2 separate regions of the Homo sapiens genome follow, and region 1 is linked to region 2. Evidence: chromatin contacts called from ENCODE POLR2A ChIA-PET data. All regions are on one chromosome and are shown on one strand. Each heading gives the region's core, a stretch centred on a gene start or an enhancer-like site at or near the end of the contact. The rest is flanking DNA. Distances are from core to core; before and after follow the strand shown. Region 1 overlaps MATR3 (matrin 3). Region 2 holds the start of JADE2 (jade family PHD finger 2).

Evidence for each region. ChIA-PET counts read pairs that join two places held with the same protein, here RNA polymerase II (POLR2A).
Region 1: POLR2A ChIA-PET joins it to region 2 with 10 read pairs in activated CD4-positive, alpha-beta T cell. The contact joins the enhancer-like site here to the promoter of JADE2 in region 2. POLR2A ChIA-PET finds 5 or more read pairs at or near these places in 3 of 52 experiments (Caco-2, Panc1 and activated CD4-positive, alpha-beta T cell).

Annotation. Positions count from the first base shown.
Region 1 is chr5:139,308,795-139,314,183 of GRCh38, forward strand. All of the region lies in intron 2 of MATR3 (matrin 3), which reads left to right. Among named protein-coding and RNA genes, the nearest start is that of MATR3, 18 kb to the left of the region's middle. Within about 2 kb of position 2,302, at least 5 of the 41 ENCODE cell types and tissues checked have a DNase peak (open chromatin) inside an H3K27ac peak, as active enhancers do; they include Panc1, where a contact is called at or near this core.
Region 2 is chr5:134,521,764-134,527,683 of GRCh38, forward strand. It overlaps JADE2 (jade family PHD finger 2), which reads left to right and starts at 3,907. Exons shown (of 12, transcript NM_001388185.1): 1 at 3,907-4,248. LOC124901070 (a long non-coding RNA gene) reads right to left here and starts at 3,839. Exons shown (of 3, transcript XR_007058942.1): 1 at 3,703-3,839; 2 at 3,143-3,320; 3 at 850-2,281. RefSeq lists silencers at 2,677-2,996, 3,577-3,626, 3,647-3,866, 3,997-4,076, 4,107-4,366 and 2 more.

The DNA.
Region 1 (5,389 bases), core at 1,052-3,551, 4.8 Mb after region 2:
TTAATGTAGAGCCCTGGTGTTTGTTTCAGTATGTTTCATATTTTAGATTAGTTCATTCTTCCTTTTTTAATTTCCCTTTAACACAAACTCTCATACTATGACTGAAATTTTTCATCATTTTTTTTCTCCTTTTCCACAACTTTCTTAAACATACTTCAAAACTCACTTTTTATTATCCCATGTTACATCTGTCCCTTTAGAGACTTGGACAAATCAACTACTACAGTATCCTGCTCTGTGTTCCTCATAAACAAATTCTTTTTCTGAGTTAGGCTTAGACTTCTGAAATAGTCATTTGAAAAGAAAATCTAATTCTCCTTTGCTTTAATTATCACATCTGGCAAAATGGGAACTTTTTCAAAATGCCCTTTTAAATATGTTGTCCTTTCTCTTTCAACTTTTTCAGTGTTACTCATTCTGACTTTTTTTCCCCCAATATATGGTGCAGTTGACTTAAAGTCATTGTTATAGCACCCCACTAGCTTGATCTATAATCTGTGACCGTCCATTTTTTCCTGATGTGCTCTACTTAACTGGAACAAGTTGCTGCCATGAAATTGATTTGATGGTTACTGTTACAGGGTTTTTCTTTACAGTAACATCTGGAAGGGTCATTTTCTTTTCATAGCTAATCCTTTGATAAGCATTTTTTAGTAAATGAGTATGGATTTTTTTTTAGTAGACTAAATCATACCATTGTTTTTAATATTCTGTTAAAGAGTATTACCAGTCACTCCCTTTCCTTGTGTTTGGATCTCAGTATTTTTGTCTTTTAATCTTTAATCTGTACCAAAGTAAATTAACATAAATGCTAAATTTAGGTTTATTTAAACATTTAAGAAGATGTATTTTCATTAAGAAATACAACCCCAGACTCACAAAAGCCAGCAAATTTTAATTGGTATATGTTTTGGGTGTTACCTTTTCCTAAATTTGTTGGCTCTACTAAATATATCATGGAATTCATTTTAGTTTCTGATCAGCACTAAACTTTAAATTTTAGGTCCCGTGTGAATTCATAGAATGAAAAGGTCCATTAAACACTGGTGACTCCAATTTTTTCTGCGTTATTTCTTGCCTGTTTATAAGGAAATAATAGCAGAAATGTCAGTATGACCAATATTCTCAGAAAGGGTCTCTAAATTCTGAGGAAAATAGATAGTTACAAGTGTCTCAAATGAGAGTGATGTGAAGGGACTTAAAAAATCTTCGCTACTGGAGTCATTAAGCTGTTGGGACATCATGAACACAATGGAACCATGAGAGGACTTCGAGAAAAGTTTCTGTTTTTATGTATGATTATGCTTTTTTCCTTCAAATTTTGCTACTTTCTAGTTCCTGAAGAAGGCTAATAACTTAAATGGATCTAAATTAACAAAAGAGCAGTTTTTACATATTTTGATGAAACTATGGATTCAAGAGTAAGATACACTACCCTAGTGCAAGAGGTACTTTTAGCCTGTAAAAATGCTTAGGTCCTAGCTAGTTTTGGTATTCTGTCAAAATACTGAGTACATTTGAGAACTATTTTAGAGGCCTTTTGTTTAATTCTGTGGTTTAAATGTGTAAATTGGACCAACTTTAAGAAGTTTAAACACATGGATTATCTGAATTTCTAGTTTTCTAGTTGCTTTACTATGTTTTTTACGTATATGCATTATATTGAAAAAATCTTTACTCACTTTAGCAGTGGACCCTCTATAACCGCTATAGAAATGACCTTAGAGAAAATTTCTGTGATGGAAGTAGATAATGAAAAATTTTTAAACATTTAATCCTGCTCTCTGGTATTGCTGCATAACTTGGAAAATCTGTTCTTTTTACTTAGTGGTATTGTTAAATAGTCTACATGATCAAAAATTCTTACTGTGAAGTAAGAAACTTAAGTTGAAAATAATTTGTCATGGAGTGTCATTATTTTTAGGTGACTTAAAGTGATGGTGGTGTTTTTATTTCTTTATAGGTCATTTTAGGTCATCAAATTGCTTTTCTTTTCTTTTCTTTTTTTCTTTTTTTTTTTGAGACGGAGTTTCACTTTTGTTGCCCAGGCTGTAATGAGTGCAATGGTGCGATCTCGGCTCACCGCAACCTCCGCCTCCCAGGTTCAAGCAATTCTCCTGCTTCAGCCTTCCGAGTAGCTGGGATTACAGGCATGCGCCACCACGCCCAGCTAATTTTATATTTTTAGAGCCAGGGTTTCTCCATGTTGGTCAGGCTGGTCTTGAACTCCTGACCTCAGGTGATTCACTGCCTTGGCCTCCCAAAGTCCTGGGATTACAGGTGTGAGCCATCGCACCCAGTCATCAGATTGCTTTTCTATGCAATCTCAAGCTTTCTCAGCTTCCTTTCACTTAAAGAAAATTACCCACTACAGCACTTTGGCTGTCTTGTCACTTGAGTTTATATTAAGTTATACTTTTTTCTGCCATTCTGTAAGTGCTTCCCAAATTCTTTTTTTTCTCTCTATAAGGTATCTCAGATACATCAAGGTGAATGTAGTTTTCCTACAGAAATGTCTGAATTTAAAAAGTGCACGAATCCTTTATTAATCTGATTTTACAGGAGTTACCTCAGTGTAGAGTCCAGGGATATATATTTTTATAAAACTCTTTCACTTAGTCCCCACCGTAAACCAACCAGTAATAGATCAGTAGTACAGATTAGTCATTGGATGAGTTTGGGAGGTATGTGATTGATTTTTTGATCTTGGCCTTCCTTTTTTCACTTTGAAAGACCAGACACACTTTTCCCCTAAGTTTGAACCTTTAAACAACGTGGAGGATTGGATATAATTTCTGTTCAGCTATGTACCCTTTCTAGCTCCTATGAAATAGAAGCATGCGTAGTAGGATAACATTTATTTCTCTCCCACAACTTAAGAATATTTTAAGTAAAATCTGAATATTTTTAGTTCAGAGAATTGTAAGTCGTTAATTGGTATTTGTTTAATTAATCCTTTTTTTTTTTTTTTTTTTTTTTTTTTTTTTTTTTGAGAAGGTTTCTCGCTCTGTGTCCCAGGCTGGAGTACAGTGGCGTGATCTTGGCTCACTGCATCCTCTGCCTTTCGGGTTCAAGCAATTCTCCTGCCTCAGCATCCCAGGTAGCTGGGATTACAGGCATACATCACCATGCCCAGCTAATTTTTTTGTATTTTTAGTAGAGACGGGTTTCACCATGTTAGCCAGGCTGGTCTCTAACTCCTGGCCTCAGGTGATCCGCCTGCCCCGGCCTCCCAAAGTGCTGGGATTACAAGTATGAGCCACCACGCCCAGCCAAGGCTTCTAAATTTTGTGAACTTACCTGTGGCTCCTCTGACTTAGAGCCATTTTTATTTTATTTTATTTTGTTTTATGTTTTTGAGAAAGGGTCTTTTGCTTTGTAGCCCACGCTGAAGTGCGCTTAGGTGTTCGCAGCTCATTGCACTCTCTACCACCCAGGCTCAAGTGACGCATGTACCACCACCACATCTGGCGTTTTTTTCTTGATAGAGATCGGGTTTCACTGTGTTGCCCAGGCTGGTCTCAAACTCCTGGGCTCAAGTAATCTGCCTGCTTTGGCCTCCCAGAGTGCTGGGATCGTATGCGTGAGCCACTGCACCCGGCCCTTACAAGCCATTTTAAAACTGGTCCCCAAGAAGGCAGTGGTCCATTACTTTCCAGTTGAAACTTTAGATATCCCAAATAGCTGATGATTAGAGAGCCAGCTGGAGAGATCTTGAGTTCCTTAGCTATTAGCCATTATTTTAAAAAGATAATCTAGCTTTGAGAGACCTGGAAATAGTAGTTTATAGCTTCCAACATTTTAAGGAAGGTACCATTCTATTTGGATGAGTTCCATTTTAGTTTACAGGATTTTATTTTTATTTATTTATTTATTTTTGAGACAGTTTCACTCTTGCCCAGACTGGAGTGCAATGGTGTGATCTTGGCTCACTGCAACCTCTGCCTCCCAGGTTCAAGCTATTCTCCTGCCTTAGCCTCCCAAGTAGCTGGAATTACAGGCACCTGCCACCATGCCTGGCTAATTTTTGTATTTTTAATAAAGACAGCGTTTCACCATGTTGGCCAGGCTGGTCTTGAACTCCTGACCTCAGTTGATGCTCCCACCTTGGCCTTCCAAAGTGCTGGGACTGCAGGCCTGAGCCACCGCACCTGGCCTTTCACAGGATTTTAGATAATTTTACTAGAGCATAGGAATGTACCTAAACTGTTGTCAGGTAAATATAAACCAGTTTTTTTTTTTTTTTTTTTTAGGAGCTCATTTATAAAATACCAATCCGCAGCTTTTTGAAAGCACGTATCTTGTAATTTGGTACCTTGGTACCTTACTCTAATTTAGTTCAGCTCTCAGTGAGACATCCCCCTTTAAAAACACATCGCCTGACCATGTTTTATATTCCAAATATAATTGTATTGGGTAGTGTGGGTGTTACAGAAATTACCTCAATTTGTGGGAGTTTGTGAAACATCAATAATAGTTGTAAAGCAGGAATTGTAAAACAAGACTGCTTTATAATCAGTGTAATAATAGTTCTTTTTTTTTTTTTTTTTTTAGCACATTCCATGTGCCTGGCAAGGGTCTGATAAGCAGTTTACCTTTATTGACTCATTTGCTTTTCACAACAACCCTATGAGACTCTTGTCCCAGTGAATTTAAATAACACGGACCAAAGATTCACATCTTTGTAATTTGGGAGTGAACCTAGGCAGTCTAATAGCAGAGCCCACTTTTTGTAACTTCTCTTTCTTACATTGCCTAAAAAGTTAACTCATTTATATCTGCATTTTTTTCCTAAAGAAATTTATTTGAATAAAATAAGAGTTACTTCAATTTAAAGTAAACCATAAAAGAGTAAATAGTGAAAGAATGTCATGTTTCCCACCCTAAATTTGGAAAGAGGCACTCCTTAAATTTGCTTATTTTGGGGAAATACAAAGGGAGCATAATATTTTGATAAATGGGATTCGTTTTCTAGAAAAGCCATTCCTGTTGAATCATGTTAGCATTTTATGGTAATGCTAATCATGGTGTATTTTTCATTCACTGTGTATTTAGTAGGTAGTAAACCTGGAACATCCTCAAAAGCTGGATGTGATTAAAGTTTTAGTTTTTGTTTTTGTTTTTGTTTTGTTTTGTTTTGTTTTGAGACGGAGTCTTTGTCATCCAGGCTGGAGTGCAGTGGCGCAGTCTCAGCTCACTGGAATCTCCGCCTTTTGGGTTCAAGAGATTCTGCTGCCTCAGCCTTCCAAGTAGCTGGGACTACAGGCGTGTGCCACCACGCCCGGCTAAATTTTGTATTTTTTGTAGAGATGGGGTTTCGCCATGTTGGCTAGGCTGGTTTCAAACTCCTGGTCTCAAATGATCCATCCATCTCAGCCTCCCAAAGTGT
Region 2 (5,920 bases), core at 2,657-5,156:
CTACCAGCAGTAATGTCACAGGTGCTGCTAATATCACTGATTTGTTATCTGTATTCATAATTGAAGGACACGCTACATTTTAATTAGTGAAAATAAAGTTGTAATTTTTTTCTCACCTAAGGTCAAGATCCTCTGAATTCTATCCACAGACCCATGGAGAGGAGAGTCTATGGTCTCCAGGTTAAGAACGGCTGGCTTCTCTTCCCCCATGTACATACACACATACTCCCACATACAGTTCACTCCTTTACCTGCTCTTCTCAAAGACTGTCTTCTCGGTGAGAACTTCCCTATTTTATTTAAAATTGCACTCCCACACTGTGTATCGCCCTTTCCTTCTTAAGAGTTTCTCCACAGCACTTAATCACTTTCAAACATATAGTTATTTTTATATTTTAGAGTTTAGAATAAAATCATGTCCAATTTTAATAACCTGCTCACTCTAGCAGCTAACATTTTTACCTTTTTTTTTTTTTTAAGTTCTGGGATACATGTGCAGGATGTGCAGTTTTGTTACACAGGTAAACATGTGCCATGGCGGTTTGTTGCACAGATCATCCCATCACGTAGGTATTAAGCCCAGCATGCATTAGCTATTTTTCCTGATGCTCTCCCTGCCCTGCTCCTCATTTATTTTATTTATTTACTTATTTGTGTGTGTGTGTGTGTGTGTGCTGTGTCCCCAACACCAAGAATGGTCTCTGGCATACGGGAGGCTTGTTGAAAAACAATGAAGGATTACATCTCCAAGAACTCTCTTTCTTCTCATTTCTTTCCTGTAAAAAGTTAATGAATGATTACGTCCAAAGCAGAGATTGTGGAAAAAGGAAAAAAAAAAAAGTTAATGAATGATTTGTGAGACTTTTAATAAAGATTAAGGAGTTACAATTAGCTTTATCGTTATCATTCTGTTAAAGCTTCCAAGGTTAACCTTAAACAGCAGCAGAGAACTGTGGGAATCCAAGGATTTTGATAGGGCTTCCAGTCCTAAGCAAGAGGTATTTTCAAGGGCTCATTAGAAGGCCTGGGTCTCACCCCAAGTCAGGGAACCACCTCAGAAGCAAAGTGCTGCTCATAAAATTCTTTCTTGCCAAGACAGCAATCAGATCCCCCCATCCCCAATCAAACCAATAATAGTAATACTTTTTATTTCTGGCAGTGTGGTAAAATAGAAACTACATAGGTCTCAAGGTCAGCTAGACCTAGGAGCCAATTCTGCCAGCACTTACTAGCTGTGTGGCTGTGGTAAGTTACTAAACCTTTCTGAAAAGGGAGGAAGGGGTTTGGGGGAGGATGAGATAGAATGGCTCACAAAGTGACCAGTACACTGCAGGTGCACTTTAAATGGTCACACTTCCCTCATCCATCTCTGGAGGTCATCTCTTTAGACTGTGCCACTGTAAACTGGTACCCTCACTCCCACCCCGGAATGGACATCTGGACCTTGACCATCAAGCTTCAGAGAACAATTTCACCCTTCCAAAATAAAAAAAACCCACTTAGGTACCAGGCAAGGTGCTAATGAGCACTATGCACCCTGTGCCAGTTGCTGCTTTACACATACCACCTGTATATGTACGTACATACATATATGTGTATGTGCACACATGGCCTCAAGAACCCTCCAACCACCCCATTCTACCCAAAAGGAAAAAGCGATCCAGGGAGATGAATTCACTTGCCCACATCACACAGCTTCTGAAATGCAAAGCCAGGATTAGAACCTAAGTATTTAACTATTTTGTTACACACTCCAAGTCTGCAGCACCTGTTTCCAGACTCTGAGCTTGGCTAGAGAAAAATACCACCAATTGACCACTGAGAGCCACAGCCAGGTCTAACTGGAAGGTAATACCCAGACCATCCTCTTGCCAGACAATTCTCCTCAGACTTTGTGAATGAAGGCCAAGGAAGAAGAAATGTTGCAGTGACTCCCTTTGAGCTCATATTTCTTTCTTGTTGCAAAAACTGCTTATTTCAGCATTCATCATCTCCCTCTTTGTTGGGTAGACAATCCGCCCTGTCGGAGGATTTGTGCTGTTATTATGAGTTTGTTTATTATTAGATTTATTTCTCCTATAAGCAAATGTGTTCACAACATTCCATCGGGGAATCTTCTTAATTGTCACATAAATGTCATCTTATGTAAATTGAATATTTATCTTCCCATGGAAGGGGGTGGAGGGGAAAGGAAGAATAAACAATCTTCAGTCTTGGAGAGGGAAGGCGACTCCGGTGTCCATTCACAACTCACCCACGTGCCTTCAAAGCCAAAGGTGAGCTGAAAAATTATTGGATAATCTGAGGGGCAGCCGACCATGAGGGGGAAGAAAAAGTTGGCCACGATGCTTTGGGGATGTTGGGCCAGGCTCCCCACAACCTCCTCCCGAGGCCAGACCCACCCCCTCCCCAGCTAGAGGCATTCCGAGGAGGTTGGAGCTTGACCCCCGATTCCTCCCCAACCAGGAGGCCAGTCCTTCTCCTTCCTCGAGAGAAGGTGAGCTCGGCGGGCGCAGCGGGTTGGGTGGGTGTGGCCCGCGGCTCCGGGAACAGACCCAAGGCCCCGCCACCGCCGGCTAGCAGCCCGACAGCCCGCCCGCCTGGCGAGCGCAGGCTCTTCTTCCAGAAACTGCGAGGATCCGAGCGTACTGTTTGTGCACCACAAGGTCAAGTCGGGAAGTGGAGCCGGAGGAGGAGGGGCGAGGAGGCGAAGGGTGGGGAGAGGGGCGCCCCGCTTCCTCGCCATGTGCCAGCCTTTGGAAGTTACCCCTCGGTTTTTAACCCTTTCGGGGTAATGGGAAGGAAGAGCAAGGAGGAAGGGGTCGCCCCGGGGCAAAATCCTGCTGGGGCCAGGATGTGCAACCACCCACCCACCCGCTCATCACTGCCTTCTCCACCCCCCGGAAATGCGGGGCAGCGCTAGGCGCCAGGAGGCACCCGGGAGGGGGGAGGGGGCGACGAGCCCAATGGGGACCCTCTCTACGGACCGCCCCTCTTTTCTTGAGGTCGCCTACAATTTCAAGTTCCCCCGCCCGGAATGTTAGTTTTCCATTTGGAGTGGGTGCGGGGAGGAGGGCCGCGCCCCCTCCCCAAGACTCGCGTTCGCCCCTCCACTCCCCTCCTGCCAGCACTTTCTGCTCACTTCTGGTGCTGCAAAACGCCACGCAATTTATTCGATTCGCATTTTAAAACCAGCGATTCAGAAGCAGGGCCTAGGGCGAGGGTCTTCCAGCGCTGGAGCCCCGGGGGGCGGGGTGCTCAGTGCAAACCTCGTTCCCTCCGCGAGTGTCGCCTCCAGGCTGTTATTTGCAAAGAAACGTCTTTTTGACGCAGGGAGAAATGGCAAATTTTAAGTACGTCATTAATATGGCGCCAAAAGATTTTTTTAAGTATAAGCTCGCTTTTTTTTTTTTTTAAGGTTGCGGGGGGCGCCGCCCGGGTCTGGGGCGCGTAGGGGGCGGGGTGTGAGCAGAAAGTGTGAGTGAAAGAGTGGAGGGGCGGGGTATGTGTGTGAGTGTGTGAAGTGTGAGCAGACCTGATGGGACTTGCACGGGCGCAGCCGCCGCTCGGGCCCGGCCCTGGGGACAGGGCGGGCTAGGGGCGCCCCAGAGTCCATGGGGAGTCCGGGCCCAGGGTGCCAGCAGGCGTGGTGGTGGGGCTGCGAGGGAGGGCACCCTTCCCCCACGGGGCCCGCAACGCTACCTGGACTCCCCGCCGGAGCCAAACAACTGGGCGGGGGGTTGGGGGGGCGGCGACGGGGGTGTCGGGAGCGGAGATCCGAGTGAATAAGAAAAAAGTGGCTACTCCCCCTCCCTCGCTCCTCCTGCCCGCCCCCACCCCACCCCCACCCCAACACATTTTTTTTTTCTAAAGAGATCACAAGGAAGTCTTGGTTTAAAAAGAAACAGAAACATACACAGGGGGTTGGTGAATGGTGCCGACCGCGGCCATCGCAGTTGGAGGCTATTTTTTGGGGGGGGTGAGTAGCGTCCATGGAGTTACTTTGCGCCCACTCCTAGCGGCACCGGCTTAGGTCCTGCGGGCCGACCGTCCCCGGCGGGGGGCGTGGGGCCTGGGACGCCGCGGGCCCGGCCGCCTCCCTCGCCGCGACCCCGGATGGATGCGCGCCCCCCGCCCTCCCGCGCCGGCCCCAGGAGCTCCCGGCTTCGGGAGCATCCTTCCCGCGCCGGTCCCTGCAGCGGCGCGTAGCCGAGGGCAGCGCCCGTCAGGGGGGCACCGCGGAGCAAGGTAAGATCCAGCCCCCGGCGGATGGGCCCTGCGCATCTCCACGACGTTATTTGGCGTTTTTGCAACAGATCTGCCAGCGCTCTTCGCTCCCTCGCTCTCTCTTGCTCGCTCGCTCCCTCTCTCTCCTGCTGGCTGCCTGTTCTAGGAAGCCAGCGCGGAGAGGGGGGGGATGCACAGCACAGGGGAGAGAGATTGCGCATGTTGGTCAGTCGTGTTTTAAAGAGTACAGTGCGGGGAGGCTGAGAGGGGCGCATGCAACAACAACTTTTGGAAGGGTGAGCTTGGCGACCTTCTTTATTAATGACTGCGGCAAAGCGCCCCCGGGCCGGCGAGGGGGCGCGGGCGGGCGGGGGCGCGCCAGGGCTGCAACTTCCCCGCGGGCTCCGGCCGGGCGTAGGGGCTGCGGCGGGAGATGGGTACGGTGGGGAGGTCGAGCGGCCCGGGCGGGGGCTCCGAGAACCTGGAGCTATCTGCCCTCCTGTCTCCCCGAGTTTCATTTTGTTGATACGCAGCACGTCCGGGCGCCGAACCGGGCTGAGCCGGTGCACATGACCTCGCGCTGGGCTCACGTGCAGCCGGTCCGGTCCCAGACACCTTCCGGGGGCCACCGCCTCCGCCCTGTCGCCCCCTCTCCCGGCCCGGTGCACGCGGGCGCTGCACGCGGGGGCAGCATGCTCGGCTCCTGGGGTTGGAGGCTCTGCACAAATTAGACAGTTTTTTTGGAGGGGCGGGGGACACCCTTTCCAGGTGAGTGTGGAGGGTGCGGAGCCTCGGCGCCAGGGGTGAGGACTGGGGTCGGGGGCAGCCTCCACCTCCGGGGCCGCGCGGTAGTCCAGCTGGGGAGAGGCGCTGGGAGAGTGGAAATGTACCGGCGGCGGCCGGAGCGGCGGGTGCGCGCCCGCGGGGCGACGGCAGGGGGCGTGGCCCTTGTTTACCTTCTCCCAACTCTGCCGGTTCGCGTCCCGCTTCAGGGACGGATCCGCAGTCCCCAGCCCTCTGCCTAGGGCCCTGCACCATGGGTGGTACCAGGAAGATGCCGGCTTGTGGCGGACCCCGTTTGGGACGCACACACCTGACTCTCAAATGAGTGACATTGCAGCCCCCGCCCCCACCTAGCGCTGCTGCAGTCCCTTTGCCGGATCCCCGGCCCCGCCCCGCCCCCGGCAGTGGCATCTTCCCGGCCTCACCTCCTTCCTCCCTCTCCCTCCCTTCTTCCCACCCACTCGCCTGCGCCTGCGGAGCGGCGCCCGCCCGCCTCCTCCCCGCCTGGGTGCAGACTTGTGGCTCCCCATGGTTTCTTCCCGCCCATCCCTGGGTCCTGAGACATCCTCTCCTCTCGGCCAAGGGACGAGAGGGGTCAACTTGGCGATTCGCAGCTGTTCTGCCAGAGGATGGGGTTGCCTGCGAGACAGCCAGGAAGGCTTCACTCTAGCTTCCAGAGGCCCAGCCCTGTCCCCTACTACACACAGCTACCACCCCACCCGCCCCTGGGGCTCGGCTGCCCTTCCCGGTGTCTCTTAAACCCCTCCCCCGACCTGGGTGTTAAGCCCACCCACCTCCCGGCGCCGCCCCCGGTCGAACAGCCTCTTGCCCTTCCTTCGCCTGGGCCGGAGCCCCCCGCAGCCTCCTCCGGCTCCTCCTCCCGGCTCCGGCGGTCGGAATCACGCCGGCG